Linked DNA regions of Mus musculus: region 2 is linked to region 1. A link is a loop called in an ENCODE intact Hi-C map of the cell type or tissue named here. Cell type or tissue: gastrocnemius. All regions are shown on one strand. Each heading gives the region's core, and the rest is flanking DNA. Links, peaks and the distances in the headings are about the cores only. Region 1 overlaps Myo9b (myosin IXb). Region 2 holds the start of Ankle1 (ankyrin repeat and LEM domain containing 1).

Region 1 (16,416 bases), core at 5,104-13,103:
TCTGTTCTGCCACATGCCAGTGTCGGGACAAGTCAGGTTCCCTGAGCTGCTCAGCTTTTCGAACTCATCACTTCTGCCTAGGGCTTTTCCAGCATGCTCTGTAAACAGCAGGTACATGGCTAACCTGTGCTGACTGCCTGTGCTAGCTGAGCACATCTTCACGGGATGCTCAGCACAAGCAGCTCACCATGTCCGGAGCAGGACTAGGGCTGGACAGAGACAGCAGTGTGTGCCTTGGAGAAAGGGAGGGAGGCATCTCAGTCACCCAGTTGCCCTTGCAGAAGTCAGGTGGCTTTGACTTGGTTGCTATGGCTGTGATGACAAGTCTTTTCCCTCTCATGGTCCTGGACACTGGTATACTCCAAATCAAGAGACTGTCAGAGACTGTCAGAGCCTTAGTATCCCACTCTATGACAGGTTCCTCTGAAAACAACAAGAGAGACCAGAGGAACTTCCCTGTCCATGGTGCTATCCCCATGATGAGGCAGGAGGCTGCTTACCATACAAAGGCCAAGTAGAGAGGCGCCAGGCAGTGGTGGCACATGCCTTTAATCCCAGCACTTTGGAGGCAAAGGCAGGTGGATTTCTGAGTTTAAGGCCAGCCTGGTCTACAGAGTGAGTTCCAGGACAGCCAGGGCTACACAGAGAAACCCTGTCTTGAAAAACCAAGAAAAGAGAGGGGGTGGGGGAGCAGGCAGGTGAAGCTCCTGCCTGCTGTGGCCAAAGCCCTAGGTTCCATCCCTAGCACCACATAATGTACCTGTCCTTCTAGTACCTGAGAGATGGAGACAGGAGGATCTGGAATCCAAGGTCATTCTTGGGTACATCTTACATCAAGGCCAGCCTGGGCCACATAAGACCTTGTCTCAAAAACAGGAACCAAGAGAAGGTGTAGAGTCCCAGAATCCCCTGCAGCTTTTTATCCTCAGCATCCTGACTTCTCCCACAAGACCCAACTCCTGAGAGTCCTAGCACCCTGCTGCAGACCCTGTACCTTAGGCCACATCTCCACCCAGAGAAGCAGAGCTCAGACAGGAGAAAAGGGGCCAGACTTAACCAGCAGCTGCACAAGCTCCGCTCTGTCTGCAGCACCTGAGAAAAACAGCTAGGAGCAGGTGCTGTGGCTACCTGCTACAGGCATTGTGATAGGGCAGTCACGAGTCAGGCTCGGTGCATTTATCAGGTGTGGTGTATTGTTGGGCAGCAGGGGCAGCAGGTGTCCACTGCATGCAGAAGTTCAAAACCTCTTTGTTGACCTGTTTCTCTCCTTCAGTCACGTGCTTCCTGAGACTCAGATCATCAAGCTTAGCCACGATTACACTCACTTGCTGAGCCTTCTCACTGGCTCTGACTTGAATTTCCTGAAACAGCCATGTTAACATTTATCACTGCAACCTTTTCTTTTTTCTTTTCTGTTTGTGTATATGTATGCATGTGTGTGTGCGCGCGCATGCATGCGGCAAAGGCAGTGAGGGCCCAACTCCCAGCCTGAGTGGTTGTATCTCCCCTACCAGACAGACCTCCTTCCTCACCCAGCTATGGAGCCCCAAGTATCTGCCACACATCTGGCACTGCCTGTGTTTATAGTGAGGCTGGGGCCAACAATGTGTGCCAAAAGCCAGGGCAGTGTTTCCCTCCCTGGGGGCAAAATAGCCAGGTACAAGGAACCTCTTGCTTGCTCCATCTGCCTCCCTCCAGGGGCAGAACAGAGCCTGGCTTCACCTGTTAGACCATATTCATGCTCCCTGTGGGGAGCAGGAACCTGATGCCATAGCTCCAGGGCACTTGTCCAGGTACACATGGATCTAAAGCTAGAGGTTCCAGTGTGGAATCTGAGATGCTGCATGAAAGAGTGATAGAAGCTGGGGGCTGGAGAGATGGCTCAGTGGTTAAGAGCACTGACTACTCTTCTGAAGGTCCTGAGTTCAAATCCCAGCAACCACATGGTGGCTCACAACCATCCGTAACAAGATCTGGCACCCACTTCTGGATTGTCTGAAGACAGCTACAGTGTACTTACATATAATAAATAAATGAATCTTTAAAAAAAAAAAAAGATTGAGAGAAGCCAGCAAATCTGGTCAACAGTGTAGGGGAAAGCAAAGACAGCCTATCAGGGTAAACAAGGGGCAAGGAGGCCCAACACTTTGTTAACCCTGTAGTCCCACATTTGCCACATGGATGAGAAGCTTACAGTTGGCCAGCTCAGTAGCTCAGGCAGTTAACAGTGACTGCCAGGAAGCCTGAAGATCTGAGTTCAATTCCCAGGGTCCACGTGGTAGATGGAGAAAACCAACTCTTGCAGGCTGTCTGACCTCCACACATGCCAGAAGTATGTGAGAGTGTGTGTGTGAGGGGGCAGGGGCTCTTAGCTGAGTGTGTCTGTGTGTCCACTCCTATCCACAGCTTCCCACATGCCACAAGCCACACTTTGCTGGCCAAGTTCAAGCAGCAGCATGAGGACAATAAGTACTTCCTGGGCACACCAGTCCTGGAGCCCGCCTTCATCATCCAGCACTTCGCGGGCAGAGTGAAATACCAGATCAAGGTAGGCTCTGCCCAGTTCCCACACTATTATAGTGCCCACACTATTCTCTGACCTTTTGCTGTTACTCAGTTGGAACAACATGTTCTGGGGTGCTTGCAATCATCCCAAACCTGAATACGAGCCAGGACTACAGAGTGTTACTGAGACCCATCTGGGCACAACCCTGTCAGCCCTTTACTCCTGGGGCATCTATGAGCTCTGAGGGGTGACCAACTACTTCCACCTCACCAGGACTTCCGGGAGAAGAACATGGACTACATGCGGCCTGACATCGTGGCACTGCTAAGGGGCAGTGACAGCTCCTATGTGCGCCAGCTCATTGGCATGGACCCGGTAGCTGTGTTCCGCTGGGCTGTACTACGAGCAGCCATCAGGGCCATGGCTGTGCTGCGGGAGGCTGGGCGCCTGCGTGCAGAGAGAGCGGAGAAGGCAGCAGGTAGGGACTGAAAGAGCTGCCCTCCCTGGTGCCAACCCTGGAAACAAACAACATGGTTGACAGACAGTTGCAGCTCATTCTAAAGCTGCTTGGGAGGCAGAGTCAGCACAATCATGACTTTGGGGCCAGATTGAAAAGTTAGTGAGAATCTGTTTCCAAGACTAAAGAGGGCTGAGGTGCAGCTCAGCAAGTAGTGCCCCTGCCCAAAATTCCCCAGTGAAGAACTGGAGGCATGACTCGGGTGGAGACACTGCCTAGGATTCCCCCAGTGGAGGCTCAAGGGCAAGGCATAGGGGTAGAGTCCCCCAATGAGGGGCTGGGGCTTGATTGGCATAGAGTGCATGCATAGCATGTAAAAGGTCTTGAGTTCAGTTCCAGTTTTCTCAAAAGAAGAAAAGAATTGACTGCTTATTCCACAGAAGTAACAGGCTTGGTGTTGTGGGAGACCTTGCCAAACAGTGTATGCTCACTCTGTCCCCAGCAGGTATAAGTAGCCCTGCCACTCGAAGTCACATGGAAGAGCTACCAAGAGGAGCCAGTACCCCTTCAGAAAAACTGTACCGGTGAGCGAGACTTCAGTTTGTTCCACCCCCAACCCTGTGAGGTGTCATTGTTTATACTGTTGTGGAGTCTTATACTGTCAACCAGGGTCCTTATGGCCAAGTAAGCCCTCAAGTGGCTGAATGGACTCAAAAGACCCAGAACAGAAAAGCCCTTGCTTGGGCCTTTCTGTACCCCAAAAGGCGGGTCCCGGGATGGCATCTGCACTGGGGAGGAATAGTGAGCACAGAGGATGCCGGGGGTTTAGCCTTGACAGGAGTTGGGGGTTGTTAAGAATTAGGGATACCAGCTGGGCATGGTGGCGCACGCCTTTAATCCCTTAGCAGGCGGATTTCTGAGTTCAAGGCCAGCAGGGCGCACCCCTTTAATCCCTGAGGCAGGAGGCTGCTTGCCATACAAAGGCCAAGAAGTAGAGAGGCGCTAGGCAGTGGTGGCGCACGCCTTTAATCCCAGCACTTTGGAGGCAAAGGCAGGTGGATTTCTGAGTTTAAGGCCAGCCTGGTCTACAGAGTGAGTTCCAGGACAGCAGGGCTACAGAGAAACCCTGTCTCGAAAAACCAAAAAAAAAAAAAGAATTAGGGATACCTGGTAGGCAAATAAGAACACAATTGAGATATAATGCTGCTGACAAGCTGGTGAATTGACTTATTGACATGTGAGCTTTTGTAATTTGGGAGTTAAGGTGCTTATATAGATTTGATTTAGCCCTACTTTTATATGAAATTATATAAGAAAATTGGGTTATAAAATTTATAGGGGGGGTGGGTAAACACTTTTTTTGTGTGTGCTAACATCTTTTGTGATATAGAGTAAAATAGATTTAGAACAGAAAAAAGAAATTACATAATTTTCTATATAAAAATTTTATAGCAAGCATTATTTTTTGATTATTAGTTTTTAGTGAGGTTGGGGCAGCAATATTGTGGTTATAAAGTTAGTATTTATGGTTATATAAAAGGGCAAACATAAGGTTACATTGCTGACCCTGCAGTTTTTATAATTTTTGGGCCCTACTTGCTTGTTTATAAAAATAGTTTTATTTAATTTATATAGAGAATTTTTAGGGGGCTGCTACCATTGTTTTTAAATTTAAGGAACCCATTGCTAATTTTTTGGGAAATATTTATATATTATTTTATTTTTAATTAATTATTTTATTTTTAATTTTTAATTTTATAATAAAAATACTTAATTATATAGAATTGAGATTAAGACTGGGGGAACAGCTGCAGAATTATTTATTTTTGCTTCTAGCTTTAGGTTATTTTTATTTTTATTCAGAGCGAGTGATTGTAATATTTTTTTGAATTTATGAATGGCCTCTTTAATATTAGCAACATATAATTTTTAGATATTAAGCAGGCTTCTCTTAGATTTTTTCAGGTCACTAAATACTGGTTTAATTAAGGAAGGAAGGAAAGGAATAGCAAATAGATAAAGGAAATATTAAGTATTAAGAATAATTGCAGAAATGACATCACGAGTTGCTTGCGCCAAAGAAACAGGTCTTGTGACCTCTCAGTACTCACTCATACTGGGGCTCACAAGAGGCCATCACCTCGCATTTTGAAACATGGTACCCCTGGCAGGCTTTTCTTTTTTGTCATCAGGAGTCCCAGGCATTTTGAGCTTAATGTGGAGATGTCTCCAACAAGAGGATGTTTTCAGTCCCCTGGCTTGAGGAGGGTAAGGGACCTTTGAGGCTGCAGAGTAACACACCGAGGAAAAGAGGGAGGCGTCACTATGAGCCTACTGGACTCTGCCTCCAGGCCTGAGAAGAGCAGGGATCCTTCTTCTCTTGTCATTCTCTTGACAGCTGAGTAGCTTCTGCTAAGTTTTTCCATCACAGTCATTGAAGAGGCACTTAGTGAGCCTAGGCAGTGACCTAGGCCCTCCTCTTGGTACCAGGAGGGTATAAAAGTGTTTATGAGCTGAGCCAGGAGTGCCAGCCTATGATTGTAGCTGATTGTGGGACTGAGACAGAAGATTTGAAAGACCAAGGCTGACCTGGGCTGCAGAGGGAGACCCTGCAGACAGTAAAAAGTTGGGAGTGTGCATCTGTGTTGTGGCGCTTGCCTCAAACAAATGAGCCTCTGGGTTCACTTTCCTGAATATCACTTGGCATGTGGCAGATCAGCCATGCTCGACAGTTGCCAGAGAGGAAGTTCCAAGTCAGGAAAGCCATGTCCCAGCAGCCTTGGAGCAAGGCAGGTCCCTTGGATATGGAAACTGTCAAGGCAGGCCTGGTTGTACACATCTGTCTCCTAGCTATGCAATAATAGCCTAAAGCAGAAGGGTTGTGACTGAGTCCATCTGGGCTGCTGAGCAGGGTCCTAAACCAAATCAGGAGTTAGGAGCCTGGAGGACCCATGTAAAGGAGAGGCCTCAAACCACACAGTGTCTCTCCATGTGAGTGGCCCATACCTGGCCAAGCTGTGTCAGTGCTGTGTGTCTGCTGGCTTCACTGAGCTTCTCCCTTGCAGCTGCACAGGGCTAGACTTCTCCTTTGAGCGCTCTGAGGAGCTGGATGTTAACGCTTTTGAGGACATCATGGCTTTCTATGAGAGCAGGAAGTAAGTAGCAGCCTTCGCACCAAGACCAGGGAGGCACAGGCCAGGGCCACCATCTGGGAGCTCAGAGCAGCATCCTTCCTGGGGACACACTGCCACATTTGGCCATGTCAGGGCATATGTGGGGCTGGTAGGAGCCCCTGCTCTGAGCTTTCTAGACAGGAAGGCTGTGCAGCAAGTAAAGGGACCCATTAACCCAGTGTCACCCATGTCGTTTTTTGCTCTTGTGCCTCCCTGGAGGGCGAGGGGACAGAGGTAAGTATGGCATCCATCAGGGCACGAGGCATGGTGCATGTATCACAGTATGGGGCTGCACACAGGGCCACCTTCAGGCCAACTATCAGAGCCTAAACATGCTTTTAAAATAATGGGAATGAGGCTGGCAAGATGGCCCAATGGGTAAAGGTGCTTGCCACAAGGCTAACCCACCTCATTTGAATCTAAGAATTCACATGGTGAGGGGAACCTATTCTTGCAAGTTGTTCTCTGACCTCCACACATGCACCCTCACACACACATACCTGCATCCACACACATGCATGTGCCCACACACATGCACTGTCACATGCACACATAGACACAAACACATACACACGCACCCTCAGACACACTTACATGCATCTACACACATGCATGTGCCCACACACATGCACATACACACGCACCCTCAGACACATGCGCACAAACATATAGGTAAATACTGAAGAGCAAGTGAGAATCAGGGCGAAGCTCAGTAGCAGAGCAGCTGCCCAGGATGTGTGGGCCTTGGGCACCGTGCTGGCAAACGTGTGGGCACAGAAGTGGCTCGGTATTGTTGCAGAGGACCCACCTGCCAGTGTTCTCGTGGGCCAGCTCACAATTATCTGTAGTTCCATTGCCAAGTGTTCTGACCCTCTCTTTCAGTCTTCATGGTCACCGCACTCGTGTTCACAATCCCATACATATCTACATGCTTATGCACGTAGTTAAAATAAATTTTTCGTGCCAAAAAGTACCAAACCCTAGAAAGAACAGTCAAATGTCCCCATGTCTGGACACAGATTGGTCCCTTGGGGCTAGAAAGAGGAAGCCTGGTCACCAGCTGAGAAGTACCAGACAATGAGGGACTCTATGGGCTTCCAGGGAGTCAAGTCTGAGCCATGCTCTGCAGACCCAGCCAATTTCACACAAATTACAAAGATCATACAAGATCCCAGCTAGCCGAACAGCTCAGGAGAAAGGTGCTCGCTGCCACACCTGATGCCCTTGCATTTGCTCTCCAAGTCCCCACATGATAGAAGGAAAACTGGCTGCTTGGAGCTGTCCTCTGACTTCCAGAGTTTGTGACGTGTCTCCCAAGATATAAATTAAAGCCACTTAAAAATAGAAGACCATGACACTTGAAAGATGGCCCGCAGTTGGGAGCATTCGCTGTTGGACTAGAGTCTAGATCCTAGCACCCACATGGGCTACTCACAAATGCTAGTCACTCCAGGTCTGAGGCACACAGCATCCTCTCTGGCCTCTAGTATAACTTAGCCCCTGTGCACATGCAACCACCCATGTATATGATCATGCACACACACTCATATACACACATGTGCACACACACATAAAATTCTTTAAAAATAATATGTATATATATATGTATATATATATATATGAATGAATGAAAAGGCAGATGTTAATTCTGTAAGTTCAAGGCCAGCCTGTTCTTATATCAAGATCTAGGCCAGCCAGGGTCCTGTCATAAGCCCATGGTCCCCTGAGCTTAGGGACAGTAGATGTTCCTGACCCAGTCCTCTCCCTCAGGAAGGACATAGTGGTCACCCACACTCCCCTTCCTCAAATGCATGTTTTGTCTACTGTGGCCTTAGGACACCCTGATGGGCACTAGAGCCCCAGGTGGCGGGATACGTTCTAACTGTTCTTCTCTCTGTCACTGGGTCCCCTTCTGTCCCCCAGCGATTTGCATAACCAAATCATCAAGAGCCTCAAAGGACTGCCATGGCAGGGCGAGGACCCGAGGAGGCTTCTCCAGTCCCTCAGTCTGTTCCAGAAGCCCCGCACCTCCTTCCTGTGAGTCCCCCAGCTCCTGCCAGTGCAGCAGCCACCACTGGCTGCTCCTCCTTCACATGATTGGCCACTAACGCTCCCTCATCCCACCCCTAGCACTGCCTCACAGTTCAGCCCTCAGCCAGCTGCTGCTGACCTGCCCTAATGTCCCTGCCAGCTCCCTGAGCTGAGCAGTGCTCCTCTGAAGAGATTCCTGCTCTTGTGCTGACCAAGTCCTTTCCTCCCTGGCCAGCTTGCAGAGCACAAGCCTCCATTGCCTGGCCTTTGCCTGCTCTGACCTTGTTGTGAAGCCCATGGAAGCAAGGAGCATGTAAAGCTGGGACCAATCGTAGGCAGGTGCCCCACTCCATCCCTGTCATAGTTCTCTGAAAGGGGATGATAAGTCTCAAGACCCCTTATGCTGATGTAGCACCACTGAGGTGACCTGTCAGGGCACCCACAGTTACCAGCCACAGTCTGGTTGAGAATAGCACTTGTGCCCAAGGAGCCTGACTTTTTGGTCCTTCCCCCAACCCAACCCTGGAGCCAAGGTCTCACCATGTTGTCCATGCTGGCCTCCAACTCTCTGGCTCAAAGATCCGCTTCCAGGTGGATGATCTCTCAGCACGTGAGAACACTTGCTCCTCTGTTCCTAGCAACAGTGTTGACTAACTTCCTGATATTCCAGCTTGAGGATCCCCTCCTCTAGCCTCCATGGGCACTGCACTCGTGTGTGTGCACATATTTATACATACTTTAAAAAGAAATCTTCGGAGAATCCTCCTGCCTCAGCTCTAGGAGCAGCTGGGGCTGCAGGTACTTGCCACCGTATCCAAACGTGATTTTTGCATGTTTCTCTGTTGCTTTCTTTTAACCCACATTGAGATGCAGTTAAGGGCTGGGGTGTGGCTTGGAGACAGCAGAGGTTTAGCATTCACAGCCCTAAGGCCTGAAAGCTCCTGGCCACATGCATGGTGAGCAGGGTTCTTGTGTGCTCTAGCTTTCCACACCATACCCAGATACCGTGGCACTTGCCCAAGCACACCCAGCCTGAACAAGGCGAAGGCAGGAGGATTTGGGTGGGGTGGGAAGGAGGTATTGCATGCCTGTCATCCTGGCACTGGGATGCTGGAGGCTGGAGGATCAGGAGTTCACTTACCCTCAGCTACATAGCACATACAGGCCAGCCTGGTATACATGAGTCCCTGTCTCTTAAAAGAATTCCACTGTGAGACCACCAGAGCCCTGGAACAGGGGTCTAGCCTCGGTTTTCCTTTCCAGCATCAGAAACCCCAGAGCTGGGTGTGTCTCTGAGGCAGGCCATCTTCTCAGTACATGGAAGGCCTTGGGTTCCATCCTCAGCATAGCATACTAATAATAAATGCCCTGAAGACGATTACATGAGGAGCCAGTAGGCCTTGTTCTTTGTAGGTCTCTGCTGCACCAGTGGAAAGCTGACATAGCAGAGTAGGGTCAGTCGCTCAGTGCATCAGGGCACCTCAGGTGCTGTGTGCTTGGCTGCTGGTTCACTTTCTCACTGCTGCATATACCTGGAGCCTCGAGCACATTCTGCATCCTCAGATGGAGCAGAACCCTCAGTGTGGAAGGCTCTCGGGAGGCTAGGGAGTCAGTGGCGGTCTTGCTGCATTTGTCCTCTCTCTCTCTCTTTCTCTGAATCTAACCCACAAGGCGTGGCTTGCTGAACTAACAAGACCCCCAGCCCTGTTACCCTCACATTCACACCATTTTTAATATTTTGACAGGAAGAGTAAAGGTATCAAACAAAAGCAGATCATTCCCAAGGTAAACCTGCACCTGCAGATGGCGCCATCACACATGGCTTGACCTTTCTCAAGTCACTCTGAGACAGGGAGGAGGGAGAGAATCACTGAGCTTCTGGGACCTCTTTCCTTCTCCAGCTAACTCTCCCTCTAATACAAAACTTGTGGCTCAGGTGGGGAGCCCTTGCCTAGAATCCTCCAGTGAGTGGACTGGGGGCGTGGGTCAGGGGTGGAGCGCCTACCTTGTATCTCCTAGTGAGGGGCTGGAGGTATGTGGCTCAGGGATAGATCCTCTGTCTAGGAGTCCCCCAGTCGGGGTGGGGGGATGCAACCCCTGCTTAGCCTTTATCAGCCCTGGGTTCCCAGCACTGAAATCGGACCCCTTTCCTTACTGTGTGTGACCTTGTAGTCATTTGGGGTTTCATCAGAGTTGGACCTTCATGGGCTCCTTTGCCCAGGAGCAGCTGAGACACTCTCAGGAAGCTGCAAAGCAAGTGGGGGAAGGAGCCAGGCTCCTCTCATCTCAAGTCTGCCCTGCTAGTGCTCCAACTTGACCCCTGAAGGGTCCTCCCCACCCCAGAACTGGTGCTTCCCACAAGCCACCCAGCACGAGTCGAGTGCTGCCTGTGCAGGACTGGGCAGGCAGGAGTGCCCTGCAGACTCTCGGTCTAGTTTTAGACACTATCTCCCCTCAGTGTTCACAGTGGGAAGCTCCCAGGACCTTTGGGCAATGGGGTATGCAGGCACCCTCTGTCTACAGAGCCCAGGCACATCCTGCACAGGCTCCGAACCTTCTCTGGGGGACTTAGAGGCCCTACACAGTGACTTCACTGTGCATGCCACTGTGCTGTGTTAAATAAGGATGAGACATGAGAGTCTGTGACAGGGTATAGGGCACTCACTTGTCCAGGAACCTGGAGACAAGCCTAATAGCTATGGTCATCAAGAGCAAACAGGTGCAGTATGGAGGTTTTGTTGGTTTTATTTATTTATTTTGCTTGTTTGTTTGTTTGTAAAACAAATGTAAAATAGCATAACTCTGGTCCAAAATTCTGTAGACCAGAAGCAGCTGAGATTCTTGACAGTTTTTAAGCATTCTGAGACATTTAAATATGTACAGTGAGGTGTTTGGGATGGGATGCAATTTATGTATGGAATGTGTTCACCTTAGACTCATAACCTTCAAGTAATCTGATACAATATCACTAATCCTTGTAAGTCCGTATGTGTGTGCCCAAAAGACTTATCATATAAGGGCTGATGAGATGTCTCAGAGAGAAAAGGTGCTTGCTGCCAAGCCTGACCACTTGAGTTCGATCCCCAGGACCCACATGGTGGAAAAAGGGAGCCAACTCCTGCAAGTGGTTCTCTGCCTCTGCACATGCACATATACAATACCGTTTTTTTTTTTAATAAAGTTTTATTTTTAAAGTAAAAGGTTGGGTATGCAAGTGATAGATGTTTGTTATTCCTTTAGGAAGGTATGAGGCAGGGGACTTGTTAGTTGCAGGCAAGGCTACAGAGCAAAACTGTCCCATAAATGAAAAGTCGAATGCAAGTGTAGCAACCACTATGCATGTGCCTGGAAGCATGTGGGAGACGGAGATGGAGATGAGGAGCTTGAGGCCACCCTGGGCAGGAAAATCACCATTGACTTGAAAGCATGTTGGTTTCAGTTTGGGGTACAAAGGCATGGAATCCATATGTCCTGGGAGCTGGTGGCTTGTGGTATAACAGACCTTCATCTAGACAGGCCCCTATCCTGACCTACTGCCATGGGAGATGTGGTGGGTCCTGTCTGTCACCAGCTCAAGCTGGCATGTGAGATCTGATGGACTTGAACCCTGGTCCCTGTCCTGAAGGTGAGGGGTGTGGAGGAGCAGGAATGGCAGGCAGTGGCCTGTATCCAGGCCATGCTCTCCCCAGGAGCCAGCGGCCCCTGTAGGTTGTGGGGAGCAGGCCCAACCCTGTGTGTCTGTCCTAGAACCTGCTGGACTCGAAGTCCCTGAGGCTCATCATCAGCATGACACTGCATGACCGAACTACCAAGTCACTGCTGCACCTGCACAAAAAGAAGAAGCCACCTAGCATCAGTGCACAGTTCCAGGTGGGTGTTGCAGCTCAGCAGGGCCCCTCCTAGTCAGTGCTATTCCAGGCCCCAAAATGTGTTTACAGGTATGTGACATTAATTATGTGCCCTAGGTACAACATCATCCCTGTCTGAAAACCACCAAGATAAGAAGGAAATCATTAGTTAGCAAGTCAGTCACCAGGGCTGTTGAGCCATGTTCTGAGGCCATAATTATCTTTTTTCTTTCCCCTCCTTGTCCCCCAACTTCCAGGAAACTCGGAAACATTTTTGTTGTTTGTTGAAATAGGGTCTCAGGTCCTCCACGTTGGTCTCAGATAGTCAATAATGCTCTTACCTTAGTCTCTCAAGTGTGAGCTATATCTTTTTTCTTACGATGCTGGGGATGGAGCTCAGGCTCTCCCACTGATCTGTGGAGGCTGAAGATATAACTTAGGGTAAAGTGCTTGCTTGGCATGTATTCAGCCCCAGCCCTGCAGAAATAGAAAAAGAAAGGAAGGGGAGACAGCAGCTACCTCCATATTCCCCTCCAAGGCTGATGCACTGAGGTCTTGACTATTGCTTCACCCCTGCAAAGTGGCAGCTGTGTAGCCCCCACCCCAAAAGAGTCTTTGGTCAGCCATGGGGCCCCCTACAGATGGAGTTGCAAGACCTTTGGTCGGCTCCATGCAGCAGTGGTGTCCTAGTCCTCCCCACTGGGCCGCGCACCGGGTCAGCAATTCCATGTGTATTCCCTCTTCCTCCAGACATCTCTTAACAAGCTGTTGGAGGCACTGGGCAAGGCCGAGCCCTTCTTCATCCGCTGCATCCGCTCCAATGCCGAGAAGGTAAGTACAGGTCAATGAGTGCAGGACCCTGTGGGTCCCATGGAATATGAAGGGGTCAGACCTTGGCCCCAGGCTGGGGGCAGGAACTGAGACTAGCACCCAGTGGCGAGAACCTCTATCCCACAAGAAGCCCCAGGGGCCATCCACAGCACCATGGTACATACTTGCCATTCCAGCACTGAGGATCTGAAGTTGAAGATCATCCTTGGCTATAGAAAGAATATAGAGTAGCCTATGCTACATGAGATCCTGCCTCAAAAAACAAAAGAAAAGAAAAGAAAGATTGAGGTAGAAGAAGCTTTAGCCACCAGAGGTGGCCAGGTGCTGAGTTAGGGTTGGAGGAGATGGCCCACTTGGTGACCCTACAGAGCCTCTGAGCATTCTGTTCCTTTGCAGAAGGAACTTTGCTTTGATGATGAACTGGTGCTGCAGCAACTGCGCTACACAGGCATGCTAGAGACTGTGCGCATCCGACGCTCTGGCTACAGCGCCAAGTACACCTTCCAGGTAGGCCACCCACACCTGCTCCCTCTGCCCTGCAGTGCAGATCTCCTCAGCAGTCCTGGCTTCCACAACCAAACCTGAAGATTAATGAGCTGACACCAATCCTCAAAGTCACAGGTGCCTTTGACTGAGCATCTTCTAGCCTGATGTTTTGACATGTTTTGGGTTTATTTGTTCAAATCTATTTTGTATATGTGTATGCATACACACACGGGTCAGAGCACATTTGGGGCAATCAGAGGACAACTTTGCAGGAGTTGGCTCTGTCCTCCCACCATATGGGTCCTGGCTCTTGAAATCACGTTGTCAGTCTTGGCCATCAGCACCTTAGCTACTGAGCCTTCCATCTCCCTGACCCCAGTGAGAGCGATTCTAACAGTGTTATGGTCAGTGGTGCCCAGGAACAGGCAGGACCCTTGCTCTGCCTTCATTTACTTAAAAGGCACATATCCATTGGACATGGCAGCTCTTGTCTCAGCCCTCAAGAAAGGCAGGCAGGAAGCTTGCTTACTGTGAGTTCCAGGCCAGCCTGAGAGACAGAATGAGGCTTTCAAGACAAAACAAAAACATGTAGTGGCTGGGGCTGTGGGTCAATGGATGAACATGGGGTAGGAAGTGTTGTCCTAGCCACAGTCGGCCATGCAGTGCCACTGCCACCACTAAAATGCCTCACTCAGGCTGGGAAATGCCTTAGTAGGTAAGTGCTCAAGTAGAGAGTCCTGACCCCTCATAAACCCCCAGCTTACCTGCAAGTCCAGCCTCAGAAAGCCAAGTCAAGGATCCCCATAGCAACCCTGCTATTGAGACCAGCTCGGGGTTTGAGTGACCCTGCCTCAAAGAATAAGGTAAAAAAGCCAAGGAGGATGACTCCCTGCAACAGCCTTGGGCCTCCCTCTGTGTTGTGCACATGGCTGTGCATCCAGACACAAAACTGTGATACACATAGCAATATGGGGAAAAGAGTAACAAAATACTCTTTTTTTTTTTTTTTTTTTTTTTTTTTTGGTTTTTCGAGACAGGGTTTCTCTGTGTTGCTCTGGCTATTCTAGAACTCACTTTGTAGACCAGGCTGGCCTCGAACTCAGAAATCCACCTGCCTCTGCCTCCCGAGTGCTGGGATTAAAGTCGTGCGCCACCACATCCGGCCAAAATACTCTTTTGTCTGCACTGGCTTGAGACCAACTAGAGTTCTGTCACAGTTACTTTCCTGTGACTGTGATAAACACCACGATAAGCCACCATAACGGAAAGGGTTTTGAGTTGGTCTTAGAGTCAGAGGCATTGCTCTGTAGTGGTAGAGTGAGGTGTGTCATCAGGAAGGCAGGGAGCACACCAAGGGGCTCCTGAGCCCACCCCCAGGAAACCCCTCCTAAGCCTTGAACCAGCTGGATCTGTGTTCTCATTCAGACCACACATATCCTTCACAGTGCTGGCCTGTCATGCCTTGTGCCCTCATGTTACATGCCTGTCTGATATGTAAACTTCACTGAATAGTAGAATAGCAGCCACAGAAAAAGAGAGATGGGGAGATGTTCTGCAGTGATGAGCAGAGTTTGGGCTTGCAGGGGAGCTGATCTGGGATCCACACACCTACATATGGTTCATGACTGCCTGTCACATCAGCTCCAGATCTGACACCCTCCCCCAACCTCCAAGAGCACTGTACTCACATATGCGCGCGGGGGGGGGGGGGGGCTGACCATTCCTGAGGCCCAGGTTCCACCCTCATGTTCCTTAGCACTGCACACAAGAGAGGGAACCTGGTTGGCCCTACTCATGGAATGACTACAGCTACCAAAGGGCTTACACTGTCCTTTCCTGCCACATGCTAGGACTTCACGGAGCAGTTCCAGGTGTTGCTGCCCAAGGATGTCCAGCCCTGTAGGGAGGCCATTGCTGCCCTGCTGGAGAAGCTGCAGGTGGACAGGCAGAACTACCAGATTGGAAAGACGAAGGTAAGCACCATCATGCTCTTGGCTGCCATTCCCGCCCCACTTGCACCCAGGTAGGACCTCACTTCCATCAGCACCCCACACCGTGCTCCACAGGGTCCAGGGCTCTGCAGTGAAGCTCTGTCTCTGACACTAGAATGGGAGACCCAAGACTGAGTACGTAGCACACTGGGCTCTTTCACTCCCTATTTTGGGAGTTGGAGGCAGGGCATCACTTCCTCCCTGGCTCCAGTTGACATCAGAAGATGGAGACATGAGGGAGGATCACATGACAAGACAGGCCAGCTCCTTCACACCCACTCAGTCTACAGGAACCGGCAGGTCCCATGAAAACCACATTTAATCTCTTCCTTGAGAGGCACCAATGGAGACAACATCTTCCACTGGGCCCCACCTCTTGAAGGTTCCTTAGCTCAGTGTCACTACATTGACCCAAGTTGCCAGAGCAAGAATGTTAAGGGATGAGCCATGTCCAGACCTCAGGTCAGCATGAAGCCAGTTCCTTCCTTGTGTCTCTCAGAGAGTGTGTTAGTGGCTGTCATTAAGCATCACTTAGCTGCACAGTTGTAGTTAGTTCCCTGACAATTCCAGTCCCAGAGTGAGTCACATGGGAACCCAGGAGTTCCACTCTTGGGTGTGTGCCCAAGAGAACTGAGAACAGATGTTCCCAAAAACGCTTGTACAAAACCATCTGAAAGTGAACACAGCTGGAATGCCCATTAGACTAGGTAAGCAGAGTATGGTCTATCCATAAAAAGGAATAAAACTGACATACTACAGCATGAGTGAGGAGTCATGAGTGATAGAAGCCATCTGTGGAAGGCCATTGGCTTTGAGGTCTCTCTTATATGAAGTGTCAGGAGTGGCACATGCCTGTCAACCAACCTGGGTTATATAGCAAGACCTGTCTCAAACAACAAAAAGAAAGGGCTGGCGAGATGGCTCAGTAAGTACTTGTATAATTCATTCATGCAAGTATAAGGACCTAGGTTTGGATTCCCCAGATCCCACTTTAAAAAACTGGGTGGGTGGCACATGCCTGAAATCCCAGTGATGGTGGAGCCAAGGCAGGAGCCGACTCAGTGTGCTTCAGCATCAGTGCGAGACCCTGTCT
Region 2 (8,000 bases), core at 1-8,000, 67 kb after region 1:
TCACCCACCTACCTCTCATTCACTGCAGAAGATGTTCCAGTGTCCCTACTTCTTCTTCGACATCGTTTATATCCACAATGGCACTGAGGAGAAGGAAGAGGATATGAGCTGGAAGGTGAGATGTCACCACAGAGAATGGAGGGGACATCTCGGGACATCTGACTTGGGCCTGCCTCTCCCTGCCATTGATCCAGTCCTTCAGTCATTAACCATTCCCTACATTTCCACTTTGAGCTGGTGATTGGGACTTGGGAGGCCGCTGCTCTGGCAGCCCAGGGAGCAGGCTCAGCCCCGCCACACCATCCCTAGCACTCCGCCCTATTCCTGACATTCCCCAGCTGTATCCTCCCCTCTCAACCCCTCCCAAGTTGTCTCTTCACCTATGAACTTGCTGTGTGATCTTGAGTAGGAGGGATCGAAAGTCTGTGAAGTCGAGTTTACATGACTGAGGCATGGGTCAGATAAAGGCACTTGCAGACAAGCTGAGGACCTGAGTTTAAAACCAGGACTGGCATGATGGGAGGAGGGGACTGACTCCCAAAGACTGTACTCTGACCTCCACACCTACTAAGCCCAGGCAGGTGCACACACTGACTCTAGCCCTTCACCTTGAGGGAAACACCTGAAAGGCGGAGGCTGGGATTGTGATATGAGGGTGTCCCATCTGGTTTGGTCTCACAGTGTTTGCACAGGGAGGAGCCTAGTGCATCTGCTCAGTTTTAGGGACTTGGGAAGCTGTTTGGAGCTGTTTACCTTCCTGCTTCAGGGGCTTTCCTCCAGGATGGACTGTTTCAGTCTCAGGGGAAACTGATACACAAGAGGCTAGCCTGGGTTACAGAAACACCAACCCAGAGAAGAGTCCTCCTGTGGGGAGCTGCCCTTGGCCTCCCTTCTGGCTCTGGCTTGAAGCAGGGTCTCTGGTTGTACCCCAGCTGCCCTGGTTGGTCTCTGGCTTCAGGATCCTTCCATCCTGCATTGGGAGTGCCTCTGGCTTAAATGTGCCCTGCTGCATTGAGCTTTCTGAGGTAGTTTTGTGTCCACTGAGCTGCCTCCAAGCCACACACTGCGCTTATAGAATGCTGGGAACTGTTGCTGACTGCAATAGTTTGTGGCCACTCTAGATGTCACTTCCTCTGGGAAGGCCTCCAGGGACAGGGAGGGCCTGTAAGGACTAATGATCATCCTGAACAGCCCGCAGTGCCTCCCACACTGATGATCACCCTAACCAGTCCGCACTGCCTCCACAGGACATGTTTGCCTTCATGGGTAGCCTGGACACCAAGGGCGCCAGCTACAAGTATGAGGTAGCACTTGCTGGTCCTGCCCTGGAGCTGCACAATTGCATGGCCAAGTTGCTGGCCCACCCGCTGCAAAGACCCTGCCAGACCCACGCGAGCTACAGCCTGCTGGAGGAGGACGAGGAGGCTGGAGAAGAGGAAGCCACTGTGTGAACTATGACATGTGACATCTCCGCACCCTCCTATGAGGAGAGCGCAGGCACACTATTATTGGCCCATGCTCAATCCCACTCTGTCCACTGTAAATTCATTCTTCCTGGGACTATTTTTGTCACCGGAATAAAAATCTGAGGTCCCTGAGCCCACCCTTGGTGTCACTTTGGGCTCACTGAGACCTGTTATTAATGTCACAGAAAACAGGCACTAAACAAAGCAGTGGTGTATGGCTTCAGGCTCAGCTGTATCCGAGTAACCCACAGGCTGGTGTTCACTGCGCTTTCCAAACTCCTCTTCATCCTACAGAACCCACTCCAGATGTTCTTTTATCCAGAAAGTCCTCCAGAAACAGGGAAGATCTATTGAAAGTGGAACTGGTATGGCTGTCATATTTGGGACCTCCTAGATACACAAAAGTCCCAGCTCCAAGTGGGAAGTGGGTTCTGATGACACCTGTCACCCCCAATCTCAGTATCCTGATCTGATTGAACTTGTGTAGCCATGTGGTCTCGCCATGAGCAATCACTGCCTAGGGTTTGGAACCCTGATGTCCTAGGCAAGGATGGGGACATAGGGTGTGCGCCCTAGAAGAGGAAGGGAAACCCAGGAACCCCCCAGCCCCAGGTCAGACCAGAGGTTCAACCTGTCCACCTTCTCCATTTATAGAAAACAAAATGGCAGTGGGTGGGAGTTGGGCTCACCTTGATACAGGCGGCTGAGACATGAGGAGGCCAGTTCTAGGTTAGCAGGGCCCGCATTGGGAAGCACTGGATCAAACGGTGCATAAAAAATAGGCCAGGAGCCTATGATGACTCAGCCATTTAGAGCACAAGCTGTTCTTGCGGAACACCCGGGTTCAGCTCCCACACGGGGTCTCACAAGTCCACTTTCCGGGGATTCGATGCCCCATTTCTGGTCATGCAAGCAAAACACCCACACACTTTAGTTAATTTAAAAAGTAGGTCAGCTTGATTTTCTGGCCTTTGCATTTATTGGGCACTTAGTGTTGAGCCCTGTACTCCCATTTGCAAATAAGGAAAATGAAGCTCTTTATATTTTTTAATTAATTAATGTGTATGTGCACACGTGCGTGTGCTTGTGCAGGCTCCCGGCCCAGGCACACGTGTCGAAGTCCGCCTGTTCCTTCTTTCCAATGTGTGGGTTCTGGGTATCGAACCCAGGTCACTAGACTTGGCAGCAAGCATCTTGACCAGCTGTGCCGTCTCGCTGGTCCTCTCAAAGCTCTACTCCACAGAGCTACAGCCAACTCAGCTGTGCCATGCTGTTCCTCGGGAGTCTGATCCCAGCACTCGGTTGGCTGAGACAGGAGAATGACTGTAAGTTTTTGAATACCTTGAGGTCCGTCAGGGGTATCCAGGAGTTTGTTTTGTTAAAGACAAAGAGAGGCCCCGCTCTTTATCCCCAGCTCCCCTGGAATTTGCTGTAATTCTCCTGGCATCCCAGATGTACGCACCAAACCCTGGAGTCCCTCTGGCTTGCTCCGGACGTAGGGTGCAGCTAGTCAATCCCGATCGGCGTGGGGCGGGGCCAGAAGCAGAGGTGGGCGTGGCTGCGCGTGCGTAGACAGTTGCCGCGCGAATTTGAACTGCAGAGGGCGGTGACTCCTATGGGACATGGCCGATACTGCATGCTTGGCTCTGAGGCTGCTAGCAGCACTACGCGAGGAGGAGGCGCGGTGAGGGCGGCCGGGTCCGGGTGCTACCCGACCTTCTGCTCCCCGGGTGGTCAGGAGGTCTGAGGTCTACTGTGCTCGTCCTCCTGCAGGGCTGTGGAGGAGCTGCTGCGCCTCGGAGCGGACCCCAACCTGGTGTTGGACGATGGCGCTGCGGCGGTGCACCTGGCAGCCAGAGCGAGCCACCCGCGCGCCCTGCATTGCCTTCGGATGCTGCTGCGCTGGGGAGCGGATCCCAATGCTCGGTGAGGCGCGGCCCGGGTCCCTGGGTGCGGTAGGCGTGACTTGGGACAGCGGCACTGGACGTCAGGCTCCGGGTCCGAGGCGTCAGTCAGGTCTAAGATGGAAATGTCTGCTTCCAAGGTCGGGTACAAGGTGTCCCATAACTGTCATCTGGCACTCTGGGAGACTGAGGCAAGAGGATGACCGTGAATTAGAGTCTCACATGGTAGTGGGCACCGGTCATCCCAGCACGGGGAACTGAGGCAGGAGGAGCAGGAGTTCATGGCTAGCCTGGGCTATGCGAGACTGCCTAGGAAAGGAACCAACGCCGCACACCTCTCCTCTGTCTTTGGGGATCCCAGGTCCGCGGAGGGGCTGACGCCTGTGCATGTGGCTGCCGCGTGGGGCTGTTGTGGTGCTCTGGAGTTGCTGCTGAGCCGAGGAGGTGACCCCACACTGCGGGACCAGGTCAGTACCCCGCGCAGGCACACATGGGTGGCAGGAGGGTGGGTTAAGGACGCCCCCTGCTGACGGTGACTGCACAGGATGGGCTCAGGCCCTTGGACTGGGCACTACAGCAGCGACACCACAACTGCGCACGAGTGCTGCAGGAGCTGGACACGCCCACCCAGCCTGATGAGACCCGAGAACCCACAGGTGAGAGGAACTGAGGGGGTGTACCGGGCTACCACACTGCCCGGCCCAGTTCTGTTTGTACATCTATCGTGTCAATCACTATCCATGGTCTATCTTATCGGTCACATAACTATCATGCCAATTACCTACCTGTCAGTCATCTCGCACCTATATCATTTATCATGTCTATATCATACCTGTTTATATCTGTGTTATATCTGATTACTTATTTATCCATACATTTATACATCTATATGCAGAGACGTTTCATGTAGCCCAGGGTAGCTTTGAAACTGAAACATGCCAAGGACCTGCCTTAGCAGAGTCTTCTGGAGTTTCTCAAGATTCGGAGTTGCACGTGCATAGAGCTGAGCTGGAGGTGGAGGCTGTAGAGGTGGCTGTGCATCCCCAGAGCTCTGAGGCCACCGAGAACTCAGACTACAGCAGCGATGCTTCGTTTGTCACTGCAGTGGAGGACTCTCTGCAGCCCGGGCGCCCTGGGGGGGCATTGGAGCTAGTGGCTGGCTTGTGGGTAACCCGTGGGGCTGTGTCAGCTGGGAAGGGAGCACCCAACTGCCAGCCGCAGGTCCTGACATTGACTGCAAGGGACACGGACAAACCCGTACTGCCTGGTGATGGGGATCTGGGGGCTTTGCACCCCCACAGTTCGGTGCCCCCCATGTCGGATCTGCAGCTCCTCCAGGCCCTGCGGGCGCTGGGCTATAGCCCTGGACCCGTCACACCTTTCACCAGAGGACACTATCTACGGCGGCTGCAGGAAGCCCAGGCTAGCCGTGGTGAGTCCTTAGGTGGTGGTATTCAGAGTCTGGCTACACTCCAGGAATCCTGCCTTGGCTGTTAGATAAACCACCCTCACCAGCTTTTGTCCTCCACCCTGAATCCGTTTCCCCTCCCCAGCTGATGTAGGGCATAGCCAAGAACTGGCGGAGGCACTAAGGACAGGCACCATCCCTGACTGCCAGGTGGATGAGGAAGCCCTGGCTCAGTGCTTTCAGCGGCTGGATCCCTTGAAGAAGTGGCGGGAAGGCATTACAAAGTCTAGTTTTACGTATCTACTTCTCGACCCCAGGTATGGTGACAGAAAAGCCAGGGGCTGAAATTAGAGGATGACTGTGCAGAGCAAAACTCCGCTCTGCAAGTTCCTTTCTGGTTGGGTAGGGGAAGGGCTACCCCTTGCTGATAGTTTCTGCCTCCATCTCATGGTTTATAAGATCAGACTGTGATCTCAGGTCAGGGTTGTAACATCAAACTCAAAACAACAAAACAAAAAACCCCCAACAAACAGTAGGAATTTGCTCTTGATTCACTGTGTGTACCTAGGGAAGGGATTAGTCTTCTCTGTTTGCCACCTCCTTTAGAAATGGTGTCTGGGGCCGGGCAGTGGTGGCGCATGCCTTTAATCCCAGCACTTGGGAGGCAGAGGCAGGCAGATTTCTGAGTTCGAGGCCAGCCTGGTGTCTGGGGTCAGTTCTAGCTGTGAGTACCCATTTTATGGTGTCCTGGAAGTGGGTACAGTGGCCATTCTCCCTGTCTGCCATCATCACCCCTCCTTTTCACACTGTATGTTCTGTGCATGTGACTGTGTGCATGTGCTCACACACTGTGGTGCTCATGTAGAGGTCAGAGGACAGCTCGTGGAAGTCTGTTCTCTTCTGTCATGTGGGTCCCACATGGGCTACTCTGTACCCCAGGCTGACGAAGGACCTGCCGGCCCGAGCCTCTTCCCTCACACTGGCTGAGTGTCTGCAATGTTTCGTGAGAGCCATCTTCTATGTGGGCAAGGGAACCCGAGCCCGACCAGATGCCCACCTCTGGGAAGCCTTTGGCTACCATGACCAGCCAAGGAAACAGGTGGGGCATGAGAGACAGGGTTGGGGTGCATCAGCCACCCTTCAGGCCTGGGAGGAAGATAGCTTAGGATCCCAGCTGATCCTCTACTATCCCCCAGGTCTGTCCCAAGGTTCGCCGGATCTTAGACATCTGGGCTAGTGGCCGGGGCATCATCTCTCTGCACTGCTTCCAGCATGTGGTGGCCATGGAAGCGTACACTCGGGAAGCCTGTCTGTTGGATGCCCTAGGTAGGGGTCTGGCTTGTAGAGGTCACATGAAAGGTATCCGAGCTATGAATCCCTTTGCTCTCTCCCTCGCTGTCCACTCATGAACTCATTCACATGTACAGTTACCAAGTACCAAATGTGCTGTTGGATTGGGTGGGGCGGAGGTCACTCCTGTTACCTCACCTCTTTTGACCAGGTCTCCAGACACTGACCAACCAGAAACAAGGGCACTACTATGGAGTGGTTGCCCATTGGCCACCCTCTCGGCGTCGGCGTTTGGGGGTGCACCTGCTACAGCGTGCTCTGCTGGTCTTCCTGGCTGAGGGGGAGAGAGAGCTGAGGCCTCAGGACATTCAGGCTCGAGGCTGAATGCTGAGGATGTGACATGAATCCTGAGCCATCAAGGTGTCTGAGCATCTGGCTGGTTCCTAACTGTTCCCAGCTCTAGCTTCAGAGGACAGTGTGTTTTCTTGTGTGTGTGTGTGTGTGTGTGTGTGTGTGTGTGTGTGTGTGTGTGTGTGTGTATGTGTGTATGTGTGTGTGCGTGCGCGCGTGTGTGTGCGTGTATGTGTGTGTTTTTAAATATGTGACAGTATTTCTTAATCAAGCTGAGTGAACATTGGGATACATGGTGCTTCTGGAAGAGTAGTGAGCTCCCCATCACGGGAGGAAAACAAGCCAAGGAGCAGAAGCTATTCTGGAGCACCACCTTTAATCCCAGCATTCAGGAGGCAATAGCAGACAGAGCTCTGTGAGTTCAAGGACAGCCTGGTTTATAGAAATGAGTTCCAGTGCAGCCAGGGGATATACAGAGAAACCATGTCCCCCAAAACAAACCAAAAAACAACAACAAAGCCAAGATGGTACTCTGGAATGCTACTTTGTCTCCATGTCTCATCTTCTGATGCAAGGAAGAGCTCAAGAGAGATAATCCAGGTGCACTGGTAGTGATGGTTCATCATCCCTGCCTTTGGGAAGCTGAGGCAGGAGGATTGCTAGTTGGAGGCCAGCCTGGGCACCTCAGAATGGGAATTGACATTTATGTTAGTGGTGACAGTCCTTTTCCCCATGGCTATCCATACTCCAGACAGCCTGGGATCCCCACTGTGCTCCTAGGAGCGCATCTTAGATCAAACAGCACTGAAGAGTTCCAAACTGACTGTGGGGAAGTGGTGGGAGAGTGCACACTCACATGTCGCTAGTGTCCTTGCACACCGACTGTGGTGGGAGAGTGCACACTCACATGTCGCTAGTGTCCTTGCACACTGACTGTAGTGGAAGAGTGCACACTCACATGTCGCTAGTGTCCTTGCACACCGACTGTGGTGGGAGAGTGCACACTCACATGTCGCTAAGTGTCCCTGCACACTGACTGTAGTGGAAGAGTGCACACTCACATGTCGCTAGTGTCCTTGCACACCGACTGTGGTGGGAGAGTGCACACTCACATGTCACTAGTGTCCCTGCACTGTCTTTTGAAAGATGAATCATTTAATATAGTGTAAGTAGTGCATTAATCTGGCAGCTGTATTTCTTTACCTTCTGTAGTCCCCAGTTACCACACAACGTTATTTCAAGCCATAATTCACTGCTGGGCAGATAGGTGATCACTAATAACCCTGTACTACTCTGGTTATCACCCAAGCATGGGTCCCCTGATACTTGCATATTATTATTGAACTGGCTCTTTCAGCTTCAGGTGATTTTTTTTTTTTGGTTTGGTTTTGTTTTTAATTTATTTATTATGTATATACAATGCTCTATCTCCATGTACCAGAAGCAGGCATCAGATCCCATTACAGATGGTTGTGAGTCACCATGTAGTTGCTGGGAATTGAACTCAGGACCTCTGGAAGAGGTCAAGAGTCAGTCCTCTTAACTTCTGAGCCATCTCTCCAGCCCCAGATGTTTTTCCCA

The links. Hi-C counts contacts between places; a loop is a spot of excess contacts. Peaks named below come from ENCODE experiments on the same cell type or tissue, not always from the same donor. Only the 100,000 strongest peaks of a DNase experiment are listed, where the experiment ranks them.
Region 2: it touches region 1 in a loop (6-fold over the local background); 7 of 42 quality-filtered maps call a loop at or near these places.

The regions. Positions count from the first base shown.
Region 1 is chr8:71,330,848-71,347,263 of GRCm38, forward strand. Myo9b (myosin IXb) reads left to right here. Exons shown (of 40, transcript NM_001142322.1): 12 at 2,407-2,548; 13 at 2,780-2,984; 14 at 3,469-3,547; 15 at 8,060-8,173; 16 at 9,913-9,952; 17 at 11,915-12,037; 18 at 12,766-12,846; 19 at 13,243-13,353; 20 at 15,183-15,305. Among named protein-coding and RNA genes, the nearest start is that of Use1, 28 kb to the right of the region's middle. In gastrocnemius, for the core only: a CTCF peak has its summit at 9,964 (motif pointing right); a DNase peak (open chromatin) is centred at 9,995.
Region 2 is chr8:71,402,948-71,410,947 of GRCm38, forward strand. It overlaps Babam1 (BRISC and BRCA1 A complex member 1), which reads left to right. Exons shown (of 9, transcript NM_026636.2): 8 at 29-115; 9 at 1,248-1,825. The coding sequence ends at 1,451. Ankle1 (ankyrin repeat and LEM domain containing 1) reads left to right here and starts at 3,065. Exons shown (of 9, transcript NM_172756.3): 1 at 3,065-3,150; 2 at 3,240-3,392; 3 at 3,732-3,837; 4 at 3,915-4,026; 5 at 4,266-4,802; 6 at 4,924-5,095; 7 at 5,718-5,877; 8 at 5,975-6,104; 9 at 6,280-7,595. The coding sequence starts at 3,089. The coding sequence ends at 6,452. It overlaps Gm39193 (a long non-coding RNA gene), which reads right to left and starts at 3,064. Exons shown (of 2, transcript XR_870504.2): 1 at 2,929-3,064; 2 at 2,401-2,772. In gastrocnemius, for the core only: CTCF peaks have their summits at 3,086 (motif pointing right) and 3,894 (motif pointing left); DNase peaks (open chromatin) are centred at 3,036 and 3,902; H3K4me3 peaks cover 1,438 bases; H3K27ac peaks cover 459 bases.